2 separate regions of the Homo sapiens genome follow, and region 2 is linked to region 1. Evidence: read pairs that join two places in POLR2A ChIA-PET (ENCODE). Cell type or tissue: B cell. All regions are shown on one strand. Links, peaks and the distances in the headings refer to the core of each region. The heading gives the core; the rest is flanking DNA.

Region 1 (10,870 bases), core at 1,777-9,776:
AACCAAAACAGAGATAGAGGCTTGTAGGATCTGAGATTATGACCTGGAAATCCCTAATAGCTTTGAATGCTGATGAGATTGGCCTCATGAATACCAAAGATCTTGTGGAGAAAAAATAAAAAATCAGAAGGAAGAGCTACCATAATTGCTGAAATCCCAGGGAGCCGGGAGTAGAATGAATGAGAAATAATAGAGTTCAAAAACATTCTCTCAGTTAAGACTCAGCTAATAAGGTAGAAGGTAAAAAAGCATTTTTGTTATTATCCCAAACACCCAAGCTTAGTTGATTCTCTTTAAAAAATGCATACCAATTTCACTATGAAAAACCTGGATTACTTTACATGCCAGGGGAGGGGCAGAAAACCTGGAATTATTTAGTTGGTCAACCCACATTGACCGGAGATTGAAATCAACCACTAGAACTTGATTATAAAAACTGTTAAATCAATTAAGTTATACTGTCTGACAGCCACTACATTTTGATACATTTCTATGACCTGTAGTTCCCTGATTTTTGTATTCACCATAGTTGGCTTTCAGAATATCCCTCTAAGTAAAGACAAGTAACTCAAAGAAGGCCTCCCATTGAATTCAGAAGGGCTTCTATAGGGGAAAAACATCGCCATTTTAGGCTGGGCGCAGTGGCTCATGCCTGTAATCTCAGCACTTTGGGAGGCCAAGGCAGGTGGATTACTTGAGGTCAGGAGTTCAAGACCAGCCTGGCCAACATGGCGAAATCCCATCTCTACAAAAATACAAGAATTACCTGGGCATGGTGGCATACACCTATAATGCCAGCTACTCGAGAGACTGCAACATGAGAATCACTTGAACCTGGGAGGCAGAGGTTGCAGTGAGCCAAGATCATACCACTGCACTCAAGTCTGAGTGACGGATTGAGATTGTGTCTCAAAAAAAAAAAAAATTGTCATTTTAACAAAACAATAGAATTACAAAATCCAGCACAATCAACTTCACCAAGCAAAGAAACAAAAGTAGGTATGTAACATTTCAGCTTTTCCCCAAAATAGTTTATAACAAAGAAATGAATCAGTACAATTCCCTCAAGAACACCCAAATAGAAATTCTTTTTGAAAGTCTTTTCCGAGAAAAATGGAAGTAAATATTAACCTCACATGAAGCAATCTGCAATCTTTGTTGCCAAATACTGATAATTATTGGTGTTCTTCATGGAAAAAAGCAGTCTGGGTAAACAATGTTAGATATGGAGCTACATTAACTCTATTTTAGGCTGACCATATTTACTCACATTATTTTCCCCTCTCCTTAACCTTTCCCTCAATCTTCTGAGGGAAAGAAAAGATGCTTTTTACTGCCTAATTTTCCTCTGACAAATTATTATGGCATTGAAACTTTGAAAAAGAAAGAACTAGAACTACAGCCTCAATGGGAGATTATTGCCACATTATGCTTTCTATAATCATGTTATTTGTTTTATTTAGGGTTTTATTGTTTTGTTGTTTGAAGGGAAAAAAATCAGAACTTTACCTGCTTTTATCACATTAATATATGTGATATGGTTTGGCTGTGTCCCCACCAAAATCTCATCTTTAATTGTGGTTCCCATAATCCCCACGTGTCGTGGGAGGGACCAAGTGGAGATAATTGAACCACTGGGGCAGTTTCCCCCATTCTGTTCTCATGATAGTGAGTTAGTTCTCATGAGATCTGATGGTTTATAAAGGGCTTCCCCCTTCACTGGGCATTCATTCTTCTCCTTCCTGCCACCATGTGAAGAAGAATGTGTTTGCTTCCCTTTCTGTCATGATTGTAAGTTTCCTGAGGCCTCCCCAGCCATGCTGGACTGTGAGTCAATTAAACTTCTTTCCTTTATAAATTACCCAGTCTTGGGTATGTCTTTATTAGCAGTGTGAGAACGTACTAATACAATGTGAACTTAATTAGCTTAATCATTATTATTAATCAATATTTAATTATTGGTATTAATAATTGTTAATATTTTATTATTAATAACAAAATAATTAACATTAATGTTATTAATGTGACTCTATTAATAATTAATATAATCTTAATAAAGGATTCACATTAATAATATTGGTCTATTTTTTAAGAGATAACATGTAACAAAAATTCTATTAATGTTCCTGACACAATTTAAACATCCGACAGACAGATATTTGCTGTGAAACATTTGCTTAACTAGTTGAGTAGGGCAGGGGAAAGACCAGACTGACACCAATCCTCTTGTTCCCACTTGGAAGAATACATTTGATTTCTTTTTGAATAAATGAAAATTAAATCTTAACCATCCTAGCTCTCTAACTAAGCCTGAAAGCTACTGAGAGAGATAGATATCCTTAATGCCTCCACCCAGGTATAATCCTATTACATTTAAATGTTTATGTTTCCTTTGAAATCCTAATTAGCTAAAGATTGCTTGTGCTGATAGCTGTGTAACCAGCCTGCCTTAGAGAAAATATTATTCCAATGTTACTTGTACCCTGTTCTAGGAACAATATAATTACATAGCACCTACCTCTTTGTTAGTAGTAAATTATTTGAATGTGGATGTGGGACTTATAAACAGGATGTCATGGCAACATATATACTCTTATTTCCAAGTTTCCAGCCAAATGTCACAAATCCTATTGCTATGGTTTGAATGTCCCCTCCAAAATTAATGCTGAAATTTAATTGCTGATGTGACAGTATTGAGAGGTAGGGGCTTTAAAAGAAGTGATTAGATCATGGGGGCTCCACCCTCATAAGTGAATTGATGTCATTATTAAAGGAGTGGGTTAGTTATCTCAGGAGTGACTTTGTTATAAAAGGAAACTCTATTGCATGTGCTCTCTTGCCCTTCCCGTCATTTGGCCATAGTGTGTCACAGCAAGTAGGACCTCACCAGATGGCCAAACAGATGCCAGCACCATGCCCTTGAACTTCCCAGCCTCAAGAACCATAAGCCAAATAAATCTCTTTTCTTTATAAATTACCCAGTCTGTGGTATTCTATTATAGCAGTAGAAAACAGACTAAGACATCTATGTATCAGGACGTAAACTCCACGAAGATTTTGTTCACCAATGTATTTCCAGGACCTAGTTCAGGCCCTGACAAAAAGTACACACTCAGAAAATTTTGATGACTGAATGGGTAAATGAATTTATAACAGATAGGAATCAACAAACTCCAGTATACTACAGTATACAAGTAATAACTCACTTCTTTATATTCTATTCTTCATTTTAATTAACTCTCAACCCCAATCCTGATGGACTAAAAATTCAGCCTCGATTTTATTTGTTGTTTTCATTCAGCCCAGAGTTTAGTTTTGTTTTTTTGGTTTTTCGGTTTTTTGGTTTTTTTTTTTTTTTTTGAGATGAAGTCTTGCTCTGTTGCCCAAGCTGGAGTGCAATGGCACAATCTCGGCCCACTGCAAACTTTGCCTCCCAGGTTCAAGCAATTCTCCTGCCTCAGCCTCCTGAGTAGCTAGGATTGCAGGCACATGCCATCACACTGGCTAATTTTTGTATTTTTTTTAGTACAGATGGAGTTTCACCATGTTGGCCACACTGGTCTTGAACTCCTGACTTCAAGTGATCCGACTGCCTCAGCCTCCAAAAGTGCTGAGATTACAGGCATGAGCCATTGCAACCAGCCTCAGCCCAAAGTTCTGAAGCCCTACAGTGCCAAAATGCAGAAGAGGTGGAGTGGGACTGTAGTAGTTGAGGGCTGGGCCAGCCCTCAATAATCAATCATTTTTCTACACAGGGTATAGCTCAGATGTGCACTACTACTGTCAACATGGTCACACAGGCAATCAATGACCAATCCAGCCCTGTGGTCTCCCTCCCTGGAGACAGACCATGCATCCATTCCCTCTAGAATCTTGCTGTTTCTCAGGAGGCTGCTAGGAAGGCTGGGACACCCCACTACACCCAGAGCCCCAAGACTTCACTAGTGGCTTGTAGGAGGCCCTTAACTGATCCTCAAACTATTTTCCCTAGTCCACTTTTCTCTGTGGTGCCTGGCTGCACTTTCTATATCTTTCATTTTTTTCCTTGGACATAGCTAAAGAGGGCAATAGAGAACATGGTCTCATTGGCAGAAGGGCACCTTTCTCAGCCTATGGAAATCTGGGGCCCCAAAAGTCGTTTATAGCCTAAACGGTCCCAGTCTCTTGTAATACAAGCTCATGGCATTTTCGACGATAAATCTCTCTCCAAAATATGTGTCCATTTTTTATGACTTCAGTCACACCAACAATTCTTTTTGAAACATGACTTTCTTTCTAGATGTAATTACAGGTCCTTTAAGTTTATCAGGTTTCCACAGGACCTTGCCCTTAGTCACTTTTCTAGAAGCCATTTTGTTCAGCTGCATGGGTTAGTATGGTCCAGCTTAATGCAATCCAAGGTCTTAACAGAACATCTCATAGCTACATCATTGATTTGGTCTTTGTCCTAAGGCTGAATTGGCCTTCCTAGATGAAATTATTCCTCCTTTTATCATTTACTAGTTGGAAAGAAAGAAAAAGTGGTATCTTTTGACACAGTCCTAAAATGCCTGAATTCTCTCTTACTTTTTAGTGCTGCTTGCAAGTAGGCTATTTTTTTTTTCTGAGTTCATTTCTTTCTTTTATAACCTTATGAATGCAGCTAATATCAGCCAATCCATGCTATTGATATTCTGCTTTGGAATCTCTTTCCCAAAATCCACATATTTATTATAGAAAAGATCAGGTCTTTTAGAAAAGGTAAAGGTCTTTAATATGCAAAGCAGCAGTTATGAACTAATGACATATTAGAGACCTTTTCCATAAACAAAAATGTTGCAGATATGTTAAATTAAAAATAATAAGCAACCTTTAAAACAGCATTTAGCATACGTTACAGTGTATATAGGGGGAAAAGGTATGTGCATATGTGTGTGTTGTCAACCTAAGTAACAGAAAAGAGAGATGATCTTCAAACATAATGAGTTTAATGGGGAGTGCAGAGTGGATCTGCAAATCCAAGATATGCAGGCTAAGGAGACTACAGTTGTATCCAAGGAGGTTGAGGCAAGGAGATGCTTTTAAAGGCAAAAGAGAAAAGTACACATAATTTGGTTTGAAACAGAGAACATTGTTTACAGAGGCTTATCACAGAAGATGACACTAATTTTTTAATAGAGACAGTGTGTCAGGCAAGTATTCTTATGGATCTTTCCAGCTGTCCTTGTGACTCACCTAGCAAGCTACAGTTTGGAATCCTTGGCAAAGACTCTTGCTATAGGCACACGTGTAAGAGCCCTTTAGAGAGTCTTTGTAATAGTTCTTATCATAGGCATATGTGAGTGAGGGCCCTTCATTCTTAACTTCCCAGCTTTATTTTGTTGTTGTTGATTTGGTCTGACACAAGAGACTCCATTTTGATTCTGGAAACTCTCACTATATATACATAATTTAATACATAAGGTATCTCTAGAAAAATATGCAAGAAACCGAGTGCTATATTTGCCCCTGGAGAGGGAACAGGGGAACTAGAAGATGGGGGTGAAAGGGAATTATTCTTTTCAATAAATAAATACATATATATAAAAAATTATGTATATACTCCTTTATATCTTTTAATTCCAAACTACGTACATATATTATATATTCAAAAAAACTTTTTTTTCTTTGAGACAGAGTCTCGCTCTGTCGCCCAGGCTGGAGTGCAGTGGTGCAATCTTGGCTCACTGCAGCCTCCACCTCCTGGGTTCCAGCGATTCTCCTGCTTCAGCCTCCCGAGTAGCCAGGATTACAGGCACGCCCCACCACACCCAGCTAATTTTTATATTTTTAGTAGAGACAGGGTTTCAACATGTTGGCCAGGATGATCTCAAACTCCTGACCTCAGGTGGTCCACCCACCTCAGCCTACCAAAGTGCTGGGATTACAGGCGTGAGCCGCCGTGCCCAGCCAAAAATAATTTCTTAAAAGTTGAAATATGTACACAATAATGAAAAGTGAAACTTTCTCCTGGGCTCTACACAAAAATCATAGGAGTTGGCACCACAAGTTAATACACTGTAAAATATGTGTAAACTTTAGGATATAGCACATTTATATTTCTGTGCTCGTTTTTCTCAGTAGTTTGTATTTTTGGTTTTAGTGCTTTTTACATTGTTAATTTTTTTTTTTTTTTTTGAGAGACAGAGTCTCACTCTATTACCCAGTCCAGAGTGCAGTGGTATAATCATGGCTCACTATGGCCTTGACAGCCCAGGCTCAAGTGATCTTCCCACCCCAGCATCCCAAGTAGCTGGGACCATAAGCATGCACCACCACACCCAGCTAATTTTTTAATTTTTTTGTAGAGATAGGGTCTTGCTTTGTTGTCCAGGTTGGTATCAAACTCCTGGCCTCAAGCAATCCTCCCACCCCAGTCTCCCAAATATAGTGGCTCATTATAGGCATGAGCCACTGTGTCCAGTCATTTTTGGACACATTTAAAAAACAATGTATCCATTGTTTTTTAAGAATGAAATTCAAATTAAATATTTGCAATGAAGCACCTCCACAGAAGGGTTTTTTGGAACCCAGTTTAAAAACCATTGCAGCTTTACACCAAGAATAAGAAGGCAATTACAGGCTTCTTAGAGACTAGACTGGATTTTAGAAAGATGCATTCAGGGCCAGGCACAGTGGCTCATGCCTGTAATCTCAGCACTTTGGGAGGCTGAGGTGAATGGATCACTTGAGGTCAGGAGTTCAAGACCAGCCTGGCCAACTTGGTGAAACCCCGTCTCTACTAAAAATGCAAAAATTAGATGGGCACAGGGGTACGCGCCTCTAGTCCCAGCTACTCAGTAGGTTGAGACAGGAGAATTGCTTGAACCCTGGAGGTGGAGGTTGCAGTGAGCCGAGATCATGCCACTGACTCCAGCCTGGGTGACAGAGCAAGATTCCATCTTAAAAAAAAAAAAAAAAAAAAAAAAAAGGAAGGAAGAAAGAAAGAAAGCAAGATGCATTCAGATGGTCACAGACTGGGTTCATTGAAAAGCAAACTCTAAGAGATTGAGTACAGAATGTTGCTTAGGGAGTACTCTCAAGAACAAAACCTGTGGGGACATGAAGAAAGTATCACTGGGAAAAAAAAAGAAAGTATAATTGGGCAGAGACAGAAGTTAAACTGTGAGTCACAACAAAGGCCTAGGTTCATCTTAAAGGGAGCTTTGGAGATAGGATGACACTTTAGAGTTGCTCCAAAGTGGAGCAAGAGGACTGGGCCTTTATGCTCCCAAAACAACCAGACACTTGGATGTTAGCTACTCTTCGGGAGGGGCAGTTCTTCAACCAAGGCCAAGAACTGGAGAAGAATTCAGCTGAGGTCTATTGACTGACAACACTCCCAGCAGAAGGGGTAAAAAAGGCTTCAGTCCTGGAGTGGGGAGATCAAGGTGGGGTAGTACAACATCCATTATAGTCCACCCCTGAGTCTCTTGGATCCACCTGCTTCATTCAAGTTCCAAGAGCAGGTCCTTAAAATTTCACAGGGCCTCCATCCCCACCATGCAGCTGATCTCAAGAGCACAAATGATACTTATCATCATTCTACCTTATAGGTCTCTTAGATTCCCTTTCTCTCTCCTGACCTAGGTGGCTTACCTAGTGTATTAGTCCATTTTCACACTGCTGATAAAGACATACCCAAGACAGGGCAATTTACAAAAGAAAGAGGTTTAACTGGACTTACAGTTCCACATGGCTGGGGCAGCCCCACAATCACAGCAGAAGGCAAGGAGGAACAAGTCACATCTTACATGGATGGCAGCAGGCAAAGAGAGAATGAGGAAGATGCAGGTCGGGGGCGGTGGCTCATGCCTGTAATCCCAGCACTTTGGGAGGCCGAGGCAGGTGGATCACGAGGTCAAGAGATCGAGACCATCCTGGCCAACATGGTGAAACCCCATCTCTACTAAAAATACAAAATATTACCCGGGTGTGGTGGTGGGTGCCTGTAGTCCCAGCTACTGGGGAGGCTGAGGCAGGAGAATCACTTGAACCTGGGAGGCGGAGTTGCAGTGAGCCAAGATTGTGCCACTGCACTCCAGCATGGCAACAGAGTGAGACTCCATCTCAAAGAGAAAATGAGGAAGATGCAAAAGCAGAAACCCCTGATAAAACCATCAGATCAGCCGGGCATGGTGGCTCATGCCTGTAATTCCAGCACTTTGGGAGGCTGAGGTGGGTGGATCACAAGGTCAGGAGTTCGAGACAAGCCTGACCAACATGGTGAAACCCTGTCTCTACTAAAAATACAAAAATTAGTGGGGTGTGGTGGTGAGTGCCTGTAATCCCAGCTGCCTGGGAGACTGAGGCAGGAGAATTGCTTGAACCCGGGAGACAGAGATTGCAGTGAGCTGAGATCACGCCACTGCACTGTAGCCTGAGCAACAGGGTGAGACCCTGTCTCAAAAAAAAAAAAAAAAAAAAAAAAATTCAGATCTCATGAGATTTATTCACTACCATAAGAACAGTATGGGGGAAACCACCCCCATGATTCAATTATCTCCCACCGAGTCCCTCCTGCAACACATGGGAATTATGGGAGTACAATTCAAGATGAGATTTGGGTGGGGACAGAGAGCCAAACCTTATCACCTAGGTGGAGTGACCCAGACACTCATCTCTGAGAGGATCTAAGACCCTGGTCATCATCCCCATCTCAGGACCTGCATGCCTGTTGTATCAAGAAACCAAGTGGATTGTGTGGGTGCCAAACATATTATTTCCTAATGGTCAGAGTTGATTACTTCTTCCAGGAGGGTGAATCTCCTATTTGACTGCTGGTATGTTGGCACAATAAGTCCAAAGTAACTGGATGGCAGCCATAGCTTGAGGTTTAATGCAACACTTTCTGTATCCTCTGGTGAAAGTGCTCACTCTTTGGGATCAGGATCTCTAGGAAACACAATTTCCCCAGTGAGTTACTGGGGAGTAACGGTTGGTGGAGCCACTCTTGCCTCCATCCATTAGTTCCCATTATATTCTGTTGCAAAGACTTCTCAAGTTCAGATATTTTAAAGGCCTTACCAGACTCAAGGCTTTTATTTAAAGGCAAGTGATGCACTGCATCAAGAGATGGAGAGTACAGGCAAGCATTGGAATCTGAGAGACAGCTCCGACACAGCTCCCCAGGGTCCTGATTTGCACACGATGCAGTCAGAATCTAGGTCAAACCACCAAGATCTGTGCAAGGAATCTTAGCTTTGGGGGAATTCAATAAGGAAGTTCCCAGTGGAGTTTTTATGTACCCTTAGCCAGGGCTATCAAACCAGTTAGGCCAGTTTAAGGCCGTCAGTATAGAAATTGGCCCTGGCAGTTAGGAAGGGAGTTTCAGACTTCAAACAGCACATCATAAATTCCACTTTTCTTATCTTGTCTGACAGTCAGAAACCAGACATCAAGGCATTCACAGAGACAAAGACAGTGCTGTTCTAGTCCAGTTGTAAATTAACTCTCTCTATCAGACTTTATTTATTGAAGATACCATCCCATACAGCTCTGGTTGACTTCAGATGTATACTAATTCCGGGAAATGGTGCCCCATCCTCTCAGGGTGTTCTCTCCAAGTTGGTACCTTAACAGGTTTCATCAGAGCTGTTTACACCAATGCTGTTTCATCACTCTATCAGACCAGCAGGCTCTGGGTGGAATGGTAGGTGAGAGGACCAGTGGATCTTAAGTCATGTGTGAACTGCTGCATTTCCTATCCTGTTAAGTGGGTTCCTTAGTCCAGTGAGATGTCATCCAGATCCCATGTCAAGTAGATCAAATACTTTATAAGCCCTCAACAAGTGATGCTGGATGAGGCCCTACAGGCAAGAAAGTTAAACTCATACTCAGAATACATCAATTCCAGCCAAGATAAATTTAGCTGCCATAGCAGAATAACATAGACTGGGTGACTTATAAACAGCAGAAATTTATTTCTCACAGTTCCGGAGGTGGGAAGTTCAAGATCAAGATTCTGTGTCTAGATATTGACATGTCAAGGTATGTTGGCTCATGCCTGTAATCCTAGCTCTTTGGGAGCCTGAGGTGGGCAGATTGCTTGAGCCCAGGAGTTCAAGACCCGCCTGGGCAACACAGGGAGACTCTGTTTCTACCAAAAAAAAAAAAAAAAAAAAAAAAAATTAGCTAGTTATATGGAACCTTCCTGTAGTCTTAGCTACTTGAGAGGCCAAGGTGGGAGGATTGTTTAAGCCCAGGAGATCAAGGCTGCAGTGAGCTAGCATCTCACCACTGCACTCCAACCTAGAGTACAGTGCAAGGCAAGACCCTATCTCAGAAAATAAAAGATTAAATATCTAGTGAGAGCCTGCTTTTTGGCTCATAGATAGCCTGTTACTTGCCACATCCTCACATGGCAGAAGGAGCAAACAAGCTCTCTTCTATAAGAACACTAATCCCATTCATGAGGACTGCACCCTTATGACCTAATCACCTCCCAAGGGCCCTACCTCCTAATACCTTCACCTAGGGAGTTAGGATTTCAACATAGGAATAAACATTCCATTCATTACAGGATCCAAATAGTTAACATGCCACCAAGTGGATGATTGGTCTCCTTGAGGGATGGTGCTATATTGGGGTTCAGGATTTGTCTCCATAGCTTTCGACAGCAACAAAATCTAGATCAGCTTGGGTAAGTGCAACCCATTTTGTTGGACCCACGTATAGACTTCATCCCTGCCACCATGACTACTCTGTTCATGTACCAGTGAACCAGCACGGGAATGGCTGATGACAGAGACTTCCTGACATCACCTGGCTGGATCATTGCCTACTTGCTTACTTAGAAAGATCACTGTTTGCTTACCTGAAGAGGGAGAATTAGTCTTTACAAGGGAAAAGT
Region 2 (10,870 bases), core at 1,411-9,410, 75 kb after region 1:
AGCTTGCAAGGAAATCTGAGAAATCCAGGACATTCATCAGCCAAATTGGTACTGCAAAAAGGGAGCTCACTAAGCATTGTGTGGGAAACCATGCCCCTCTTAAGACACCTCTGTGTATGCTAAGTGTCTGGTGGTGGGCCTGCAACTGCTGTTGACCAGCAGGGCTAGCATTTGGGAAGAACAGCCTGGTGTAGAACAGAGGAAAGTGGACAAGCTGAACCCACTGGGCACCTTGACATCTGTCTATCACCATGCGGCACAATGAAGATCTTCAGAGAGGCATGGCTACCGTTTCACTTCTGCCTTGCAAATTATGAGCAAGCTCCTCGTGAGATCAACTCTAACCTAGGTCCATATAAGGGATTCCGGAAAAAATTCTGCCCAGATTAGTCATGTTGACGACAGAACAATCCAGCATACCCCAAATAATATTGGCTTTAAAAGTATAGTTTATTTCTGTCTCATGCCATACAAGTCTAGACGAAGTCATTCTACAGTGACAGGAACCTAGCTCTTTAGATCTTTTTGCACTACTATCCACAGCAAGCAGCTTTACTCCATAGTCTAAATGGCCAGTGAAGCTCCAAAAATCATGTCGTCATTCCAACCAGCAGGAAAAAGAAAAGAGTAAGTTGGGCTCACACATTCTTTATTTTTTTTTTTTTATTTTTTTTATTTTTTTGAGACGGAGTTGTTTTGCTTGTCTCCCAGGCTAGGATGCAATGGCATGATCTCGGCTCACTGCAACCTCCGCCTCCCAGATTCAAGCAATTTTCCTGCCTCAGCCTTCCGAGTAGCTGGGATTACAGGTGCGAGCCACAACACCTGGCTAATTTTTGTATTTTTAGTAGAGATGGGGTTTCTCCATGTTGGCCAGGGTGGTCTCAAACTCCTGACCTCAGGTGATCCACCCGCGTCAGCCTCCCAAAGTTCTGGGATTACAGGCATGAGCCACCATGCCGGGCCTTCACACATTCTTTTTTTTTTTTTTGAAATGGAGTCTCGCTCTGTTGCCCAGGCTGGAGTGCAGTGGCGCGATCTCCGCTCACTGCAAGCTCCGCCTCCTGGGTTCACGCCATTCTCCTGCCTCAGCCTCCCGAGTAGCTGGGACTACAGGCGCCTGCCACCACGCCCAGCTAATTTTTTGTATTTTTAGTAGAGATAGGGTATCACTGTGTTAGCCAGGATGGTCTCGATCTCCTGACCTCGTGATCTGCCCCCCTTGGCCTCCCAAAGTGCTGGGATTACAGGCGTGAGCCACCGCGCCTGGCTGCCTTCACACATTCTTTTAAACAACATGTCCTGGAAATCTCACAGAGCTGCAAGGGATGCTGGAAAGTGTAGCCTTTATTTTAGGAATTGTTATGTTCAGCTAAAACTTGAAAGAGGAAGAAAGAACCTATCAAGGGAGACGTAGCAGTCCTTGCCACAGTCCTCTCATCCATAAGCTCCTTCTTTTTATATAGAGCCCTCCTCTCTAGGAGAGAGAACTCCAAAGTGTCCTCTAGTTACTGCTTTAAGCTCAAAGTTGAGAAACTCTGGGTGATATGGAGTCATCTCCATCTTATCTAGATGTAGTGGCTCATGCTCCAGAAACTCATAAACAAAGTTATTTATCCTGCCTTTTTGGTCATATTCAGTATACTGTATAGTGGTGAAACAGGAATAGAGTAACCTTAATTAAAATTTCAACTGGAGAAGAGGAAAGCAGGAAACATGTAACACTCACTGGTACTGGTCCATAGGAGTTATCAAACCCTGCTGAGCACTAATTGCAGAGAACTCCCTGGCCTGAGAAGGGAGTTCTTTGATTAGCTCACCAGGCAGCCCTTGGTTCTGCTCTCTGAGATGAGCTTTTTCAATTACTATCCTTGTTGTGGACTGGATTGTGTTCTACCCCAAATTCACCACATGTGAATTTGGGGTAGAACCCAATCCCCCAATGGGACTGTTTTTGTTTTGTTTGTTTGTTTGTTGGGAGATAGAGCCTTTTAAAAGGCAGTTAAGGTTAAATGATGTCATAAGGCTGGGGTCCTAATCACATATGGCTAGTGTCCTAAGAAGAAGAGGAAGAGACCCTAGGGACGTACATGCAGAGAGGAACGGCCATGTGAAGACACAACAAGAAGGTGACCATCTGCAAGCCAAGGAGAGAGACCTCAGGATAAACTAAACCTGCTGATATATTGATCTTGCACTTCCAGCCTCCAGAACCATGAAAAAATAAAGAGTTGTTTAGACCTCCAATCTGTGGTATTTTGTTATGGCAACCATAGAAGACTGATGCACTTCCTGGTCCTTAGCTCTGCTCTCTCAGAAGTTCCTCCTTCATCAGCCTCCTCCATGGCCACATCTGAGACTGGCTTTGCTGAGTCATCCCTTTTTCGGGAGATACACTCTTTATTAAATCCACTTCATTTTTGTGCAGGCTTGGGGATTGCTATAGGGCTATAATAGTCACAGATTTTTGCAGGCAATATAATTCTTTCAAATATAATTTTTTAAAATTTATTTTCATTCAATTCTCTGTCCTTGTAAGTACAGCCAAAGATCTTGTCTAGCCACAGTGTTTTCGTTTGTTTGTTTAAAGCCTGAAGACAGATCTTTTTTGTTTTGTTTTGTTTTGTTTGAGACAGAGTCTCTCTCTGTTGCCCTGGCCAGAGTGCAGTGGCACAATCTCGGCTCACTGCAGCCTCCACCTCCCAGGTTCAAGCGGTCCTCTCACCTCAGCCTCCTGAGTAGCTGGGACTATAGGCATGCACCACCACACCTAGCTAGTTTTTATATTTTTAGTAGAGACAAGATTTCACCGTGTTGGTCAGGCTGGTCTCCAACTCTTGGCCTCAAGTGACCCACTTGTTTCAGCCTCCCAAAATGCTGGGATTACAGGTGTGAGCCACTGTGCCCAGCTTTACTCTCAATTTTTAAACTTTTTGAGACAGGGTATTACTCTACGCCCAGACTCATTGCAGCCTCAACCTCCCCAGGCTCAGGTGATTCTCCTGCCTCTGCCTCCTGAGTAGCTGGGACTACAGGCATGTACGCGCCATGCCCAGCTAATGTTTTTACTTCTTTGTAGAGACACGGTTTTGTCATGATGCTCAGGCCGAACTCAAACTCCTGTGCTCAAGCAATCTGCCTGCCTGGGCCTCCCAAAGTGTTTGGATTACAGGCATGAGCCACTGCACCCAGCCTTATCCCTCAATTTAATGGCAACTACCTTGAAAGTTGTTTAAAACACACTTGGATGGGAGAGAAGTACCCTTAATCTACTCTTTGCTAGCAGGTCAATGCTTTTGTATGAGGGGTCACTAGTTTTCTCTCTTACTAAGGTTGCAGGCTTTCAACCACTGCTTATAACTGGTTCAATTTTGAGTGCAAAAGCAGTTGCCCTTTTATTCTTGCAAGGGTCCAAATGGTCAACTTTGATTGTAGACTTGAGAAAAATAGCAATCTTTTAGCAAAGCTGTAGTCCCTTCTATCTCTGTTTCTCCACTGCCTTCTTGCCTGTAAGGCTTTCTGAAAGCATCAGTAGGCAACCAATACCCACAAAAATCATTAATCTTTCCTATCATTTCCCCTAAAGCTACAGCCTCAGTCAGCATGTGGTCCCCTTTTCAAGTTAAAGCAGGGAAATGTTTGCCACAAAATGACCAGCCTGTGATGTTGAGTCTATACCACCTGCCACTCAACTTCTAAGCCTAGTATCATGTTTTTGGTTTTTCTTAGTATTCCACTTCCAAGTTCTTAATCCTGTATCTATTAGGAATCCATTTAGCATGAAACACAGCAACCTAAAACTGACACTTATTTAAACAAGATGGAAGTTTTTCTCTTTCATGTGTACTAAATTGGAAAGAAATAGAGCAGGGCCTGAAAGCAGCTCAGCAGTCCTCGAGGACCCAGTCTTCTATCTTATTGTTCTTCCATCCTCAAAAATATTCCTCAAATTGGCCAGGCGTGGTGGCTCACGCCTGTAATCCCAGCACTTTGGGAAGCCAAGGCGGGCGGATCACGAGGTCAGGAGATTGAGACCATCCTGGCTAACACGGTGAAACTCCCTCTCTACTAAAAATAAAAAAAAATTAGCTGGGCATGGTGGCGGGCGCCTATAGTCCCAGCTACTTGGGAGGTTGAAGCAGGAGAATAGCGTGAACCTGGGAGGCGGAGCTTGCAGTGAGCGGAGATCGTGCCACTGCACTCCAGCCTGGGCGACAGAGCCAGACTCCATCTCAAAAAAAAAAAAAAAAATATATATATATATATATATATATTTTTTTTTTTTTTTTTTTTTTTTTTTTTCCTCAAATCTGCTGAAGCATCTAGCTGGTAAAAAGAAGAAAGTCGGGAAGATTATGTTACCTCCCTTTAAAGACAATTTTCCAGAAGTGTACATGGTAGTACTTTTGTTTACACCTATTGGTTATAACTTAACCCTATGGCACACCTAGCTGAAAGGGATGCTTTCAGCCAATTGTGAGAATACAGCTTAATTGCCAAGCTGTTAGGAAGAAAAGGCAAAAAAAAAAAAAAAAGAAAAGAAAAAGAAAAAGAAAAAATAAGTATGCTCTGTCTCTTTGGGTACACTGCCCAGAAAAAATACTCACCAATTCCAGTTGTGTCCTATTTTTGTGCCAGAAATTTAGTCACTTGGCACCCCTACCTGAAAGAGCAGCTAGAAAATGAAGCCTCTGTACTAGGAAGCCAAATGTCCAACTAAAAATTGAAGGTTTTATTACTAAGGGGGAGGCAAGAACAGATATTTAATCACAAATAGCAGTCTTGGCTCTAGCAGGTGAATCACATTGCACAATATCCATCATACTTTTAACAATTCACTGTGTTAACTATCTTTTGTATCAAAATGTGGCCCAGGCAGGAGCCTACACAGTCAGTTCTTTGTTGTTTCACTCTGACTTGGGTAACTTTTTTTAAAAATAGACTTTTTTTAGAACAGTTTTAGTTCACAGCAAAATTGAGTGGAAAGTACAGAGAGTTCCCGTGTACCTACTGCCCCCACACCTGCACAGCCTCCCTACCTTCTATGGATAACTTTTTATAATCACCATATAGAAGTGAAACCTAGCCTTCTACTTCTTCATAGTCCTTCACTGTCATCAACAGCACAAAATCTAGCTGATATTTTGAGTATGAAGCTACTTCACTGTGACTTAAAGAAACCTTAGAGAATAAACCATATACATACGGAAAACTGGAATGGAATTTTATTTGAGACAGGGTCTCACTCTGTCACCCAGGCTGGAGTGCAGTGGCATAATTATGGCTCACTTCAGCCTCTACCTCTTGGCTCAAATGATCCTCCTGCCTCAGCCTCCTGAGTAGCTGGGTCTATAGACGTGTGTCACCACACGTAGCTAATATATATATATACATTTTTTTTTTTTTTTGGTAGAGACGGGGTCTTACTATGTTGCCTAGGTTGGTCTCAAGCTCCTGGACTCCAACAGTCCTCCCACCTCAGCCTCCCAAAGTGCTGGGATTGTAGAAGTGAGCCTCCACACCTGGCCTGGAATGGACTTCTAAGGAATAAAATATATGGGCCGGGTGCAGTGGCTCACACCTGTAATCCCAGCACTTTGGGAGGCCGAGCTGGGTGGATCACGAGGTCAGGAGATGGAGACCATCCTGGCTAACATGGTGAAACCCTGTATCTACTAAAAATACAAAAAATTAGCTGGGCGTGGTGGCACACACCTGTAATCCCAGCTATTCTGGAGGCTGAGGCAGGAGAACCACTTGAACACAGAAGGCAGAGGTTTCAGTGAGCTGAGATGGCGCCACTGCACTCCAGCCTGGGCAACAGACCAAGACTCCGCCTCAAAAAAAAAAAAAAAAAAGTCTTATGTCTGGCATACTTTCTTAAATTTATATTATTAGCATATTTCTTGAATGCTAACCAGTAAAAGCCAAGCACAGATCAATAGTATATTTGTTGTACCACTGAGGATTTGTGCAGTGTGAATAAGTATATTCTATATGCTAATTTTTCTATTTAGGGAGCAAATAAGTATTAATATGACTTTAATAACTGTATTAATTTGTATTCATGCTGTTAATAAAGACATACCCGAGACTGGGTAATTTATAAAGGAAAGAGGTTTAATTGACTGAAAGTTCAGCATGGCTGAGAAGGCCTCAGGAAACTTACAATTATGGAGAAAGTGGAAGCAAACACGTCCTTCTTCACATGGCACAGGAAGGAGAATGAGAGCCGAGCAAAGGGTGAAGCCCCTTATAAAACCATCAGATCTTGTGAGACAAGCATTGGGGAAACCCCCACCATGATTAAATTACCTCCCACCAGGTCCCTTCCTGACTCATGGGGATTATGGAAACTACAATTCATCATGAGATTTGGGTGGGGACACAGCCAAACCATATCAATAACACAAAGAACAGCACGTAAAATTTGACCAGTTCTGGCTGGGCGTGGTGGCTCACGCCTGTAATCCCAGCACTTTGGGGGGCTGAGGTGGGTGGATCACGAGGTCAGGCATTCAAGAGCAGCCTGGCCAACATAGTGAAACCCCATTTCTACTAAAAACGCAAAAAATTAGCTGGGCGTCTTGACGGGCACCTGTAATCCCAGCTACGCAGGAGGCTGAGGCAGGAGCTTGAACCTGGGAGGTGGCGGTTGCAGTGAGCCGAGATCATGCCACTGCACTCCAGCTCGGGTGAAAGTGCAAGACTCTGTCTCAAAAAAAAAAAAAAAAAAAAAAATTGACCAGTTCTTTGCTAATGCTAAAAAAGAAGATTTAGTGATTCTCAACTGGCTATGATGACATGAGTCAGGAAAGTAACATCTCATGGCCCATGGAAAGGTTATCCTACTCATTACTCCACTCCTCAAATACTCTTCTCTCTGTCCCTTGACACCAGAAATTTGTTTGAAAAGAGATAAAGCCTTCTATTTCACAAAGATGTTGAAGAAAAACATAAGACTATTAGAGAGCACACATGGAGAGCTTAGTGAAAAGGTGTTTACTGCCAAACAGAGAGTTCATTTTAGCTCTTCAGGTAGACTTGGGAATGAGGCTTAGGGGAGAAAAAAAATGAGATAGTCTTTGAAGTCAAAATACAGTAAACTAGATCTGTCCCATATTAAGAAAGCAAGGTCTCTGAGTGATGTCATTGGCTACTCCTTCCTGGGTTCATGAGTTATTCAAGCCCAGAGCTGGTTGAAAGTGGTCTATTGTGAGCATTTAGTGCCCATCTCAGGATTACGGCATCCACCTGCCTTGGCTGGGTACGTGAGGACTCCCTTGAGATTACAGTGCCCAGCTTTCATCTGACATAAATTGGGATTATTTGACTCAGTCAAGTCTGAAAGAGGGTTGGCAGGCCAGGTGTCCAGGTCTATTAGGTGAAAGTTTATCACAAGTACAAGACAAAGGCAACTGAAGCTGAGAGTGGCAGAACAAAGCGAAAGTTTCAGTCAAGGTATAAATAACTGATCATAGATCCTGCCGTATTTCTTTTTCTTCTTCTTTTTTTTTTTTTGAGATGGAGTCTTGCTCTGTCGCCCAGGCTGGAGTGCAAGCGGCGCAATCTCAGCTCACTGCAACCTCCGCCCACCAGGTTCAAGCGATTCTCCTACCTAAGCCTCCCGAGTAGCTGGGACTACAGGCGCCCACCACCACGCCCAGCAATTTATTTTTTTTATTTTTATTTATTTATTTATTTTTTTAGTTTTAGTAGAGATGGGGTTTCGCCATGTTGGCCAGGCTGGTCTCGAATGCCTGACCTCGTGATCCACCCGCCTGGGCCTCTCAAAGTGCTGGGATCACAGGTGTGAGCCACCTCGCCTGGCCAGATCCTGCTATGTTTTGTTTGGAAGATAAGAAAGGAAAACAAGAATTTAATAACATTTCTATAATTCAAGCTGTAAGTGAGCCAACAGCAATTGTAGAAGATTACTTGGCAGTGACTAAGCATCCAAGCAGAAACCAGATGCATATCACAGCATGAGGCATTCAGATAGAGATATCTATAGGTGGTCACCTTGCTTCAATTCTACCAGGAGTCTTTCCTTTACACCCTCAGGTGTTTAAGAATCCACTTTTAAATTATAAAAATAAAATTACTAGACATTAGCTAACTGAGAAGGACTTGGAAAATAAAGAAGCTGGAAAGTAGGGAAACATGAAAGGGATGAAAGCATTAGAAAGGGAAGAACATAAGCTTCACCTATTTCACGATCCAATCTGCAACTCTCCTGGTAGTTAAGTTGTGAGGTTTTTTTGTTTTTGTTTTTTGAAACGGAGTCTTGCTCTTGTCGCCCAGGCTGTAGTGCAATGGCATGATCTTGGCTCACTGCAACCTCCACCTCCCAGTTTCAAGTGATTCTCTTGCCCCAGCCTCCCGAGTAGCCGGGATTACAGGCATCTGCCACCACTACCACTAATTTTTGTATTTTTAGTAGAGATGGGGTTTCACAATATTGGCCAGACTGTTCTTGAACTCCTGACCTCAGGTGATCAGCTTCCCAAAGCATAGGAATTACAGGTGTGAGTCAATGCACTCAGCCAAGTTGCAGTATTGACACATGCATGAGTATGTTCATTGCAGCACTATTCAAAATAGCCAAGACATAGAATGAACCTAGATGCTCATCAATGGTGGACTGGATAAAGGAAATGTGTATATATACACCATGGAATACTACACAGCCATAAAAAAGAAGAAAATCATGTCCTTTGCAGCAACATGGATGGAGCTAGAGGCCATTATCCTGAGCAAATTAACTCAGGAACAGAAAACCAAATACTGTGTGTTCTCATGTATTAGTAGAAGCTACACATTGAGTACACATGGACACAAAGAAGGGAACAACAGACACCAGGACCTACCTGAGGGCGGAGGGTGGGAGGAGGGTGAGGACTGAAAAACTGCCTATCAGTTATTATGCTGATTACCTGAGTGACAAAATCATCTGTACACCAAACCCCTGTGACACACAATTTACCTATGTAACAAACCTGTACATGCACCCCTTGAACTTAAAATAAACGTTGGAAAGAAAAAAAAAGTTACAGTCTCGAATTACTAAATTTACTTTGCTGTAAAATCACACAAAGCATTGTTTTTATGTTGGTCAAGTATCAGGTAGTATTCCTAAGTTAATGCTAAAGTAATGTCTTTAGTCGCAGAAGAAAAAGGATTTTTCTGACCCAACCCAAGAAGGCCCCTTTTTTCCCAAAGGGAACTGCTAGTCTGGTTAGGCACTTGTAACCCAACTTCACCTCAATTTGTGAAGAACTTATTAAACTAAATTCTCATATTACTGAGCAAAATTTTCCCAAATCAGAATTCTTTAGTTCCTTAAATCTTTAATTTTAAAGATTTTTAGAGGTTTTTCTGAAACCAAAATTCTAAAAAAATTACAAATTTCCTCATAATTATGCTTCTTTCAGGGAGCCAGATCTTTACATACAGACTTCTCCTGAGTAACAAAATTTGCAATTCCAAATACCAAACTGAAGTTTTTCTTCTACTCTTTCCAAAAGGAGGTAAGTAACCCATTTGGGATTATACTGGTCCCAATTTTGCACAAAAGATTCTGCCTGGGCGGGGAAAAAGTTCTAGGGGTTTTGAAAGATGTAAATTGCCACTTGTACCAAAGGGATGCTTATTGTTGGACCAGAATCGTTTCTTCAGGCCTAATTTACATCTAAATGTGGAGCAAGAGAGTGACACAGAAGGAAAACTCCACCTTTTCGTCCACTGGAGAAATGAAGGTAAGAGGGAAAAAATTCAAAAATTGTTTTCCACTTGTCATTTACTAAGTTGGAAACTGGGGGGGTTTTGTGAGAACATTGCAACTTCTCATTTTTCTCTCATGGTTTTTCACGCTTACTTGGTTCCTGGTGGTGGTGATTAACAACAGAACTCTTAAAGAGAGAGAGAAAAAAAAACCTCCTGTCATGGGTTTGTCTTTAGAGCCTGAAAGAAAAGTGAAGGATGGGGATGCAGGGGAGGAAAGATAATGTTTTTCCTCAACCCTCCTAAGCTCTTCCTTGGAATAGACTTCTGTAACAAAAGACGCATTAACACAAGAAAAACAGTTTATTAAGGCATGCAGCGCACATCTCAAGGGAGAAACGTCAGTGAAAAGTAACTCAAAATGGTGGCTTAGAACTCCACTTACAAGGCATCTTCAACAAAGAAAAACAAACGTGTAGAGAAATGACAGGACAAAGAAAAGTGGTTTTAGGTTTCCAAGCATGGGAAATTATGGGAAGGTAAATACATGGGAGTCAAGTTTGTTTGCAGACTCTCCTGGGGCCTCTCAGGGCTGACAGGAATGTAGAGCTGTCTCCAGTAAGGGAGAATCTATATCCTGTCTTCAGGAAGAAAAGCTAGAGGATAAGAGTTTTTTCCCCGTTTGCTGCTTCTCAATTGCCTTCAGCTCAAAAATAATTTTTATGTCAAAGAAGCGTATTTGGGGGTGACATAGTCTGGTTTCCTAAAGAGGGACTGTGTGGTCAGACGAGAAGAGAACCACTAGGAGTTGTGTACACAGCAGCAGCACCTAAAGGCGAGAAAGAAGGCCACAGCCCACACAACCAGGAGGGAAGGAGAACGCAGCCAGCATTGAGACAGGGCCCTTGGCTGAGCAGTCCGCAGGCCCATGTGTGAGTTCTCAATTAGCTGTCATAACATTCTGAATTTATTATCTATGGTCATTAGTCTCATATTTATCTCCCCAAGCATGCCTAAGCATTCATGCAGCTGTTGCAGATGGGGGAACCCTGGTCAGTGATTGGCCTCCTCATGCAAACTGGGCCAGTGAATCTCCGTGGAGGCCACGCTTTCCTGACCCAACAGTCAGCTCCCAGGAAGAAGTCCT

What was found. ChIA-PET counts read pairs that join two places held together with the same protein. Peaks named below come from ENCODE experiments on the same cell type or tissue, not always from the same donor. Only the 100,000 strongest peaks of a DNase experiment are listed, where the experiment ranks them.
Region 2: POLR2A ChIA-PET joins it to region 1 with 10 read pairs; 3 of 35 experiments call an interaction of 5 or more read pairs at or near these places.

What each region holds. Positions count from the first base shown.
Region 1 is chr12:14,198,810-14,209,679 of GRCh38, forward strand. No RefSeq gene overlaps it. Among named protein-coding and RNA genes, the nearest start is that of ATF7IP, 160 kb to the right of the region's middle. In B cell, for the core only: no CTCF peak of the experiment used is centred there; no DNase peak of the experiment used is centred there.
Region 2 is chr12:14,273,771-14,284,640 of GRCh38, forward strand. LOC124902883 (a long non-coding RNA gene) reads right to left here. Exons shown (of 2, transcript XR_007063217.1): 2 at 10,668-10,870. Among named protein-coding and RNA genes, the nearest start is that of ATF7IP, 86 kb to the right of the region's middle. RefSeq lists enhancers at 7,142-7,251, 10,179-10,388, 10,419-10,518. In B cell, for the core only: no CTCF peak of the experiment used is centred there; DNase peaks (open chromatin) are centred at 5,021, 6,275 and 7,381; H3K4me3 peaks cover 2,853 bases; H3K27ac peaks cover 5,579 bases.